Linked DNA regions of Homo sapiens: region 2 is linked to region 1. The links are chromatin contacts, found by Hi-C or POLR2A ChIA-PET in ENCODE. All regions are on one chromosome and are shown on one strand. Each heading gives the region's core, a stretch centred on a gene start or an enhancer-like site at or near the end of the contact. The rest is flanking DNA. Distances are from core to core; before and after follow the strand shown.

Evidence for each region. A loop is a pair of places that touch in the nucleus more often than their neighbours do. ChIA-PET counts read pairs that join two places held with the same protein, here RNA polymerase II (POLR2A). Pooled maps may share reads with other maps.
Region 2: a pooled map shows a loop between it and region 1 (2.1-fold over the local background). The contact joins two enhancer-like sites. A Hi-C loop is called at or near these places in 1 of 37 single-sample maps with no recorded cell type and 5 of 50 pooled maps. POLR2A ChIA-PET finds 5 or more read pairs at or near these places in 3 of 52 experiments (BJ, OCI-LY7 and activated T-cell).

What each region holds. Positions count from the first base shown.
Region 1 is chr7:152,140,503-152,146,329 of GRCh38, reverse strand. KMT2C (lysine methyltransferase 2C) reads left to right here. Exons shown (of 59, transcript NM_170606.3): 54 at 1,035-1,177; 55 at 1,449-1,617. Among named protein-coding and RNA genes, the nearest start is that of GALNT11, 120 kb to the right of the region's middle. Within about 2 kb of position 1,274, at least 3 of the 41 ENCODE cell types and tissues checked have a DNase peak (open chromatin) inside an H3K27ac peak, as active enhancers do.
Region 2 is chr7:152,334,584-152,340,260 of GRCh38, reverse strand. All of the region lies in intron 2 of KMT2C (lysine methyltransferase 2C), which reads left to right. Among named protein-coding and RNA genes, the nearest start is that of KMT2C, 99 kb to the left of the region's middle. RefSeq lists an enhancer at 3,033-3,272. Within about 2 kb of position 4,205, at least 5 of the 41 ENCODE cell types and tissues checked have a DNase peak (open chromatin) inside an H3K27ac peak, as active enhancers do.

The DNA.
Region 1 (5,827 bases), core at 25-2,524:
CTGGGTGTGCTGGATGGGTGAGGACACTCTCCTCTTCCCTTGCCTTTCTGAAGTTTCTCCCACCTCAGAATGTCAGTGTGCCCATTTCCTGACACTTGGGTATTTATGGCCACTCTCCTGCCCTCTTCCTAGGATGAAGTCACTAGAGGGCAGTAGATCGCAGCAGCACTGATTTCTGTCCTCTCTTGACATTTCTTTGCTTAAAAGATTACAAGCCTGTTTGTCAGTGAGTCTAACTGAACCATATCTACACAATAGTTTTAGAAAATTGTATGATTCTAAGGCATTGTTTTCAAGAATAAAAATATCATTGGTGTGTTTTCTTTGGACAGGCAGAGGAAACCCCAAAAGCCACTGAGTAATGTGCCTAATTGTTTTCTTTGGAATCGCCCTGCCTAAATGATACTTATCTTTTATGACTACAGAGAAATAAATTTCACAAGCAATGTATTCCAGAAAAGACCTTTAACATGTAAATGACTTTGAGTAAAGCTTGAGTTAACACCTATGCTTTATGCTCCCAGGACATGGAGAGCGATAACCTCATCACATCAGAGTCAAATTGAAAGGAGTGAGAAACGATCAAGAAAGAAACCATATAGATGATTTTTTAACTGTTTTTAATTGTAAAATTCCAGACAGAGATATAAAAGTTGGCATTAATACAGGGGAAAGAACTCAATGCGAATCATTACATGCCCTGTGTTTGTGGGTATTGTGTGTTTCAGTCAGGCCCTGAAATCACACAAGCGTGTATATTGGTCAGCCAGTGTTTGTTGCATGGGCTAATCTTTTTCTTCAAGGAGCATTTGGCAGGGTTTACCTAAGTTTGGCTTTGAAACTGAATTTGCATACTCATATTTAAGTAGATCTACCTGCAGGCCAATAGTGTTAACATAAGCTAGAAGACCATTTTATTATCGGGGAAAACGCTGATGAGTTATTTCTGTCGTGGGCCATCCTTTGACCAGCTTGAGATTGTCTGTAGTCTCCATCAGATGGGGTGACTTTGTGTCTGCTTTGCTTCTTTTCAGCTTCCTGGGGTTGAGGCATGTGAAAATTATACCTTCCGATACGGCCGAAATCCTCTCATGGAACTTCCTCTTGCCGTTAACCCCACAGGTTGTGCCCGTTCTGAACCTAAAATGAGTGCCCATGTCAAGAGGTTTGTGTTAAGGTATTTTGTTTTAACTTCACATAGTACAGCCCAGGGTTTCTAGGCGTATTAGTGGTTTCCTGTGCTTGATTTGTCTGCTGCTTACAAACCCTGCTGTCTGGCTGTGTATGTGCCCAACTACATAAGAGAACTCGCCGTGTGTCTCTGCTAGGCAGCTTTCCATGTATGTTTCTGTCAGTAAGAATCTGAATTAACCTGGTTTTGGGCATTACTCAGAGGTATCTTCAGTTTTCCTTGTATTTTTTTCCTGTTGATATGCCATTGTCTGCAGGCCTCACACCTTAAACAGCACCAGCACCTCAAAGTCATTTCAGAGCACAGTCACTGGAGAACTGAACGCACCTTATAGTAAACAGTTTGTTCACTCCAAGTCATCGCAGTACCGGAAGATGAAAACTGAATGGAAATCCAATGTGTATCTGGCACGGTCTCGGATTCAGGTGAAGAAATACTTTGTGTACAGGAAGTGGAGAGACAGGGTGGAGTCTAGCAATCTGAAGCTATTGATGTCCAGTATGTGAAAATGATTTCACATAGCTGCAGGGACAGAAACGTGTTTTCAAAATCGTATCAAATCCTGTCCCTTGGTAACACTAGGGATTTAATATGTAGTCTTGGGACTTGGTGATTGGCTTCCCCAAAGGGAAAGCAGACCAGTGGAATCCACATCTTTGCATCTTGTTGAGAGCTCCTGGGAGGCAGGTAGCATTGTAATTTGCACACACTGGATTTGTGGAGTGCTCAGTAGAGCTGTTTCAAGCACTTGAGAGAAATACAAATGAAAATATTTTCCAAAGGTACACCAATTTTGGAAGTTACCTTATCTTTTGGAAGCTACCGTTTCATGAAATCAGTGCATGTTTTTTGGTAGACTGTGGACTATCTTACAAGTAAGGCCGTGTATAGGCTAAGCATTTAAGTTTACACCTATAGTCCATACTTCCTGAGCTGCAGACCCAAATATCCAAATGCCTGTTCAGCATTTTTCTCCTTGGATGTCTCAGAATGGAATTACAAAGCTCTTACTTTGTCAAACTTGTCCAGCTCCTAAACCCCGCCATCCTACAAGCTCCTTGCTGAGTGATGTTACCGTTTGTGTACATTGGCCTCAGTACTGCCAGATTAAACCTAAAGCATCATCGAGTTCTGTTTTCTCCTAAAAATTCTCTCAGATCCACTCTTAGGTTTACCAGCCCTATCTTGAGCCACATATCACTTGCCTGTACCACTGCAGGCCTGGCTGTCTCCTCCCATCCAGTTCCCTCTCAGCAGCCAGCAAAGTATCTTTACCCTATAAACTGGATCAGCGTTCCTTTGTCTATACTCATTCAGATTCTTGTTCCTTTGTTGGAACCCTTTTACTCCTCACTAGAAGTTTGTAGGATCTTCTCTTTATTGATATTTGGACATTTCACAGAACTACACCTCAGTGGAGGTCTTTTTGTTGATTGCTTTCCTCCCTTGATGAGCCCTTTCAACCTGGAGCATCGTGACCTTCCGTCTGAGAAATGTGTTTTGTATTCATTCTTTTGCAAGTTCTGCCCCTCTGTTTCCTCTGTGTTTGCACTAAAACCCCTGAGATTCAGGATCTCACAGTGTGGACCTGAGACTAGAAGCAGCAGTGTCACCTGGGAGCTTGTTAGGATGTGCAGGTTCGGGGGCCCCAGCCCAGCCTCACTGAATCCAGCTCTGGAGGTGGGGCCTCCTGGATGATTCTCATGCATGTCAGAGAGTAATTTCTGTCTTATATCCTTTCTCCCCTTCTGTTCTTTGTTTCCTTGTCTCTCTGTTCTTTCTGAGACTTCCTCTACTTTATCTGCTAATCTTTCTTGTCTATTTTTAGAGATTAGCTACGAGCCCTTTCTGCTCTTGATCTTGTTTGATATTTTGTTTTTACATTATGAGTGGAGTATCTGTGTTTTCTCTGCTGTTGCCCCTCTCTGTTGAGCCTCTCTCGGATTCTGTGGGTGAATTAGTGCTTTGCCTCTACTCCTTCCAGTTCTAGCTTTCCCCTGCTAAGTCAATTACTTTTCATTTTAAATAGTCCATTCACTCTTATACCCATTCGTGTTCTCGAGGAGTGTGCTTTTACTGTGATTTTAGTGGGTATCTTAACTGTGTTCAACCTGTCACCTTTAACCTGAAGCATTTTTGAGAGCTCTGGTTTCTGTCTCTTTACTTATTTCATCCTGCCACCCTCCCATCTGTCCACCTCCCTGGGGATCCCGTGGATGATCTAATATGTATCCTGTTTTTCTGTGCTAATATCTTAGAACTATATACACTTTTATGTACATATATAAAAATGGAATCATGTTATATTTATTTTTCTCCGTCTTCCTTTTCTCTGTAATAATCAGAGGTCCCTCTCGATCAACTGACGTAGCTTCATTTCATTCTTTTGAATGGTTACCTGATGTTCCATAGTGTTGATGAACTGCAGTTAAACCATTGCATTACTGATGAGTGTGTATTTGATTTATAATTTTTCTCATAACAAACAGTGTTGCTATATCTTGTACAAATATCACAATGAATTAATAGTTTCACTCCTATGGGGTATATTCCCAAACGTGAGGTTTCTGTGTAAAAGCGTGTGTACTTTTCATTTAAATAGATATTGCCAGTTTTCTAAAAAGTCTCTTACTGCACACTTCTTCCTGCAGCATGTGAGACTGTTTTCTTGTTTCCCATTTGTAGCTGGTGTTACTATTTTTTTGTTTAGTTGGTCTGATAAATATAGACTGATGTTACCTTAATTGAATAGGCAGCTTTTCATGTCCGCCATTTGGATTTGCTTTCATAGGAATTGCGTATTCATATCCTTTGTCCATTTTTCAATTTTTAGCAGTTTACACTATTCAGAATTTTCCCCTACAAAATATCCTTTGCCTACCAGCAAGTGTGACATCTTTTTTCTTGTAAAAGTTACTGTTTATATAAACAAACATACATAATTTTCTGTTGCATCTAGTCTTGGTCAAGACCCTAGATTATATACGGATTCTAGAGGTTTTCTTGCATAACATTTTTAAAATACAATTTCGCTTTCTTCCATTGGATAACCAGTTGTTGAAGGGCCATTTAGAAGTAACCCACTCATTTTTAACTGATTTTCTTTCTTCTTCTTTGAGACAGGGTCTCACTGTGTCGCCCAGGCTGGAGTGCGGTGGCACAATCTCAGCTCACTGCAGCTTCGATCTCCTGGGCTCAAGCGATCCTCTTACCTCAGCCTCCTGAGTAGCCAGGGCTACAGGCGCATGCCACAATACTTGGCTAATTTTTAAAAATATTTATTTAGAGATGAGGTTTTGCCATGTTGTCCAGGCTGGTCTTGAACTTCTGAACTCAAGCAATTCACCTGCCTCGGCCTCCCAAAGTGCTGGGATTACAGGCATGAGCCCCCGTGGCTGGCATGAATTTTTTTTTTTTTTTTTTTTGAGACAGAGTCTTCCTCTGTCACCCAGGCTGGAGTGCAGTGGCACGATCTCGGCTCACTGCAACCTCTGCCTCCCAGGTTCAAGCGATTCTTCTGCCTCAGCCTCCCAAGTAACTGGGACTACAGGTGTGTACTACCATGCCCGGCTAATTTTTTTTTTTTTTTTAAGTAGAGATGGGATTTCACCATATTGGCCAGGCTGGTCCTCAAACTCCTGACCTTGTGACCCGCCCACCTCTGCCTCCCAAAGTGCTGGTATTACAGGTGTGAGCCACCGCACCTGGCCTTTTTCTTCTAACCCCACGAAATCTTGACTATAAACTGAATTTTAATACCAGTTACTACTGTACGTTAGATTTTCATACATGCAGGGATCTATTTCTCTTTTCTGAGATGGAGTCTCACTCTGTCACCCAGACTGGAGTGCAGTGGTGCCATCTTGGCTCCCAGATTAAAGCGATTCTCATGCCTCAGCCTCTGGAGTCTCACTCTGTTGCCCAGGCTGGAGTGCAGTGGCATGATCTCAGCTCACTGCAACCTCTGCCTCTGGGGCTCAAGCAATTCTCTTGGCTCAGCCTCCCTAGTAGCTGGAATTACAGGCACACGCCACCATGCCCAGCTAATTTTTGTATTTTTAGTAGAGACGGGGTTTCACCATGTTGGCCAGGCTGGTCTTGAACTCCTGACCTCAAGGGATCTGCCTGCCTTGGCTTCCCAAAGTGGTGGGATTATAGGCATGAGTCACCACGCCTGGCCCATTTGGAATCTCTTCATTTCCACTGATCTTGTTTATTCTTAAACCACACTCTATTGATCTCCATACATACTTTTTGTGTGTTCTGGTTCATTCACTTGTGAGTTGTATCTGGAGTAGAACAGATAATCAAAGATGCTTGTTCAGAGGATAAATCAGTTCACATACTAAAGTCTCTCACATGGCCCTTCCCACCATGTGCTCCCGGATGTGCTTCATGAGGATGCAGCTGGGGCAGCACATGGTCCTCCTAGTAATTCCGACTAGAATGCAGTTGATTTCTGCATTCTAGAATTCAGTTCAATTCTAGAATTGCATTCTAGTCTAGTACTTCTGATTCAGTTGCATCTAGTCTAGTACTTTTGCATTCAGTTGCCTTCTAGTCAGAATTAAGTGCAAAAACCCAAAATTGGGACAAGAAAATACAACTATTTATGGCAAAGACCCATATTTTGTT
Region 2 (5,677 bases), core at 2,956-5,455, 190 kb before region 1:
ATTCTAGCACTTTGGGAGGCTGAGGTGGGAGGATAACTGGAGCCCAGGAGTTCGAGACCAGCCTGGGCAACATAGTTAATCCCTGTCTCTACCAAAAAAAAAAAAAAAAAAATCCAGGCGTGATCGCATGTGCCTTGTAGTCCTGGCTAGTGGGGAAGCTGAGGTGGGAGGATACCTTCAGCCCAGGAGTTTGAGGTTCTGATGAGCTATGATTGTGCCACTGTACTCTAGCCTGGGTGACAGAGCATGAGCCCATCTCTTAAAAAAAAAAGTTGATTAAAGCATAGAGGGAGAAGGCATATTTTTTGGATAACTAGTCGATAATGAATGTCAGTGTTTACTTGCATAGTTAGTAAATATGAGTTCATTTTAAATATATTATTTTTCTCTGTGCTTTTTATAAATCTTTGTATCTATATATGAGATTTATCTGCTTGCTTTATATTATATAATATTAATTAAGCAACTATCGAACATCATTCAGGTTTTGTGGTAGCTCTGGTTTATAAAAACAGATACAGTGCCTGTTTTCATAGAGCATATAGTCAAATTGGGGCTGTGGTCTCCTGTGAATGGCACATACAGAACAGGGGTTCTTAACTTTTTCAGTGCCATAGTCCCCTTTGGTACTATGATGTAATCCATGGACTCTTTTTCAAATAATGTTTTTAAATGAATAAAATAAAAATACACCAAAATAGGATTACAAAGATAAACAATTGCATTGAAATAAAAATAAGCCAAACTTGTAATCTTATAACATCTTTTTAATTCACTTAAATTATAAAATCTAGCAGTGAATTTAATAACTACTGTAATTTTGAAGTAGTGATGAGGGTGAATGATATTTTGGGATATCTGCAACAACTGCATGTGATAAGAAAATATCCGTGATTTCTGTTGGTGACAAACACTTAGGTATCCACCAATACCACTGTGCTTGTTGCTTACATTCTTAATATTTTCTTAGAATTCTAAATTTTGGAAGTGAATAAAAATTAGAGGTTAGTAAAAATAAAGAAGTAATTTCTCCCTCTAAAATCCTATAACCCTTGAGTGAGTAAACTTTAAAAATCCATTGAAAAAGTAGGACGCTTTGAAAGAATATACTAATGTATTGATAAGGGAGTCCAAAATTGACCTCTAAAATATTTTTGACATAGCCTGTTATGCTATCAGTGTTGGTAAGTTTGTTCAGTATATTTGTAGGCTACACACAGTCCTTTCAAAGAAGTATTTAACCTTTGAGGGAAATACTTTTGTAATTGTTCAAAATCAAAATGCTTTATTTCTGTGAACTTGGCTGTGAGATAAATGTTCTGTCCACTTCATAATTTTATTCAGCAGTGCTTAAAAAAGAGTATTTTTAGTTATCTCATAGTGTTTATATTCAGTAAGTGATCCCTCAGTAACATGGTCCTAGTAAGACTGTTAACATTTCTCTTTAATATTGATGTATTTATAAAACTTACATGCTACACTTTGATGCTCTGCCAGGCGGTGGAAGTAGTGAAAAGAGCACATCAGGCTTTAGAGTTACACAACCCGATTTTGTATCCCAGCTTTGTTTCCTATTAGCTTTGTGATCTTGAGCTTGTAATTAACTTTCAGATTTTAGTTTCCTTATCTTTTGAATGAAGAAAATATGTTAGATGTTATTCTTTTTTTAAAAGAGAAAACTTGAGAGAGAACTATTAGGCACACTTTGATTTATCCTTTTAGTTTTAGCTGGGCTTCTAATACCTTTCTGAAGCCTTTCTGAGCTGTATTCCCCACCTCTTCCCCTTAACTCCCATCATGCCATGTGCTTACCAGCATCATCATTATTGTGTCCTATTTTTATTTTCAGTCTTTCATCTAGATCCATTAAACGTAGGGATCTTGACTATCTTTGTAATGACTACCATTTGAATAGAAATTATAGTATGTACTTGTTACTCAAAATTTTGTTTGGTAAATAACCATTCTAAATTAATGATATATTAACTCTGGAGCATAGATCGGAGGGGGCTAAATAAATGTCTTCTTTATTCTCATTAATTCTCATAATGCAATTTAATAATTCATGATGTGACATCAAGAGTTAGAAATTGAGTAGGTGAGGGCTGGGCACGGTGGCTCATGCCTGTAATCCCAGCACTTTGGGAGGCTGAGGCAAGCGGATCACGAGGTCAGGAGATCGTGACCATCCTGGCTAACACAGTGAAACCCCGTCTCTACTAAAAAAATACAAAAAATTAGCCAGGTGTGGTGCCGGGCGCCTGTAGTCCCAGCTACTTGGGAGGCTGAGGCAGGAGAATGGCGTGAACCTGGGAGGCAGAGCTTTCAGTGAGCTGAGATCGCGCCACTGCACTCCAGCCTGGGCGGCAGAGCGAGACTCTGTCTTTAAAAAAAAAAAAAAAAATCAAGTTGTATAAGTGAGGTGGACAAGTGAATCCATAGACTATAGTGTGTGAATGTAGATAGAGGTCATCAGAATAGCAGCTACATCACTACACTTAAGACGTTGAGCTAAGTGCTTTTCATGCGTTCTTTTTTTTTTATTTTTGGATCATAAAGACAGTTTTATACTAGGTGGTATTGTCTGTCTTAAATGACGAGCAAAGTAAAATTGAGATGAAGTTAAGTAACTTGCCAAAGGTCACATTGCTAGCAGATGGCAGAGCTAGAATGCAGACTCGGAACCATTGGATTCCAAGCCTTTGGTTTTAACTAACACAGCAGACACCTTTTGCTATTAAACTTTCTCATGTCTTAGAACCAATTTGTGTAGGATAAATTAGAGTCATTGGAGGTGGAAAAGTAAAGGTTTAAAAGAGGGTATGTTATGAACTTATTTAAGGGAAAGGGTTAGATCTAATTTATCTTTGCATCCCCAGAGATAATGCCTGGCACATAGCTGATGCTATTTAATGAAGTGCACATTGTCTTCAAGTTCTCTTAGGAATCTACTTACATGTGATTAGGTTCTCTTTTTTATTGTTGTTGTTGAGACAGGGACTTGCTCTGTCACCCAGGATGGAGTGCAGTGGTGTGATCTTGGTGCAGCTGCAACCTCTGCCTCCCAGGCTCAAGTGATTCTTCCACCTCAGCCTCCTGAATAGCTGGGTCTACTGGTGTGTGCCACCAAGGCCGGCTGAATTTTTTTTGCTTTTGCCATGTTGCCCAGGCTGGTCTTGAACTTCTGGGCTTAAGTGATCCTCCTGCTTCCCAAAGTGCTGGGATTACAGGCTTGAGCCACCACGCCAGGTCAATGATTAGGTTCCTTAGTATAGTTTACCACTGTACATGTGCCACCTAGTGGATGGAGATTATCCGTAGATAGTGGCTACAGATGAAATCGCCTTGCCTGTCCTTATCCCAGGGTTGCAGTTGTCCCCACCTTTCTGACTTTGGTGCATTTTGTGACCAAGTGTCATTGCCTGTATTTTAGGTCAGGTTCAAAGTAAGGGAAAAGATATATTAGGGATTTTATATTCAAGAAAAATACCACACTGAATTTTTAAAAATGCAATGTAATTTTTTAAATGTCTGCTCCAATTTCCACAGTTTGGCTTGCAGGCAGTTTGAGCTAATTGGACCTCATGAAAGGCAAAAACTCTGCAAAGTGGTGGAGTCGCCAAACCTGGACTGTTTTATTGGTTGAATGGCTAGCTTCTTTCTTTAGGCAAAGCATAGGATAGTATTCAAGAGTACATTTTTAATAATAAACTGGAGATAATTAAGTACTGGCATCAGGCATATTTCCTCAGATATCACTGGGTTTGTAGCCATTTCATCCAGAGCATCTCTGGATGACATCTCTGGTTGGATCCCTGGTTGACATCATTTTTATCCAGAGCAGTCTGTTTCACATTCTGCTGCCAAACTCTGACAATTGTTTGAAGACTAGGATTAGGAGAAGAGAGAGAGACATAAACACTCAGTTGTCCTGCCTTGACTTTGACAGATACTAAGATCTAACATAGTCTACCAAATGAAGAGTGACAGTTAAAGACAGCTTCTGTTATTACCTGAAGTATCAAATATTTAGTGATACCTTTTTTGTTGTTTGTTCCTATTTTGTGGCAGGAATTACTGCTATCTAGGAAGCAGTCATAGAGTCCTCTTTATTTGTTAAAGAACACAAGACTGAAACAACAAAATCTAAACCAAAAGTAAAACCAAAACTATCGCTCCCTACTGTTTCTTTAGCAGATCCAAGTTAGAATCATGGGCAGAGCCAGTAATAATAATAGCTAGAGGAGAAAAGAGAACAGGATGAACTCTGAAAGCCTGTCTTCTTACCTGCTTTATGGGATCAGATCTGGTGCCGATCCTATTTCTTAAAAAACAAAAAAAAAACAAAAAAACCCTATAGTCTGAATCTGTTTTTTTCTCTTTGAAATGCAGGAAACATAATTTCAAAAGGTTGTATACCTGCAAACCTACTGGCCAACCAGTAACATTAACGTTTAACTTTTCTATTTCCTTCTGGCTCTTATTTGAGGGAGAGATAGACATTGTCCTGCTTCTTTTCCCTTAGCTGTAAGCAATAAAACTCCCCTAAAAATAATAAAAGTGCTATGTATTTTCTTTTTTGGGGATAAAAATAAGGAAAAAGCTGAAACTGTTATATACTTCGCTAGGAGAAGGAAATTTTTGACTGGAGGTCATATATGGTAGATAGCAGCATAGTAAAAGGAAGCAGACAAGTCATACTGGATTGGAGAGAGCACAGCTTGGGAGTGGAGACAAATGGATCTGGCTCCAGGAAAAAATGTGTTTTCAGGGTAATGTAATGATTTGCGACCCTGGGCCATTTGGCTCATTGTTGGTAAGTTTCTGAAGGCACTATTCTTATTCCTCCTTAAGTTTGTCACTTATTTTTCTCTTCCCCTTTCTTGTTACCCAGTAGTAAGAATGGTATAAAATGGGTATATCCCAAAATGTATTCTGGGACTCTCTGAGTAGAAATGAAATGCTTTCATACAGGTATTTATATATGTGATAATTTTATAGTACTTTGAATATAATAGGCAGGCAGAGAGAGTCTCTCTAGCAGAACTGTATTCTTTTCTATCTTTGGCTGTAAAAATACTAGAGAGAGGCAACACAGAATACCCTTTGGGTCATTCCAGATGCTTTGCCTAGAGCTACAGGCTCTGTAGGTACAGTCTACATTCCAAATTGTTGTAGGTCATAGCTATATTAAATATTTTAATATAGCCTAAAAAGGGTCAGTTGATTTTCAGACTCCATTATCAGTGTTTCACGGCCTGATCAAGCCACTTGAAGATTTTGTTACGGCAATTCTTCACTCTTTAATACCAGTTTTCTGTGTTAATTAGGGCATGGGTTAAACTGCTGTAACAGAGACCCCAAAATATAGCAGTGGCTTAAATAAAACAAATTGATCTTCTCTCATGTAATATTTCTGAGGATGGAGAGGTATAGGCTGATGAGTTGTCTTTTGCTCCATATTATTGTTTGTTGACCCAGGTTTCTTCTGTCTTGTCTCTCTGCCATCACCTGGAGCATTGCGCCTCATTGGCAGCATTGCGACTGGGTTGCTGTCATGTCCATTCCAGTCTGTAGGAAAGGGGACTATAATTTAGTGAAGAGCAGCTCACTTCCTTTTAGATGATGAGGTTGCGCAGTTGCTTCTGGTCATATTCTCTCGGTGAGAACTTGCCAT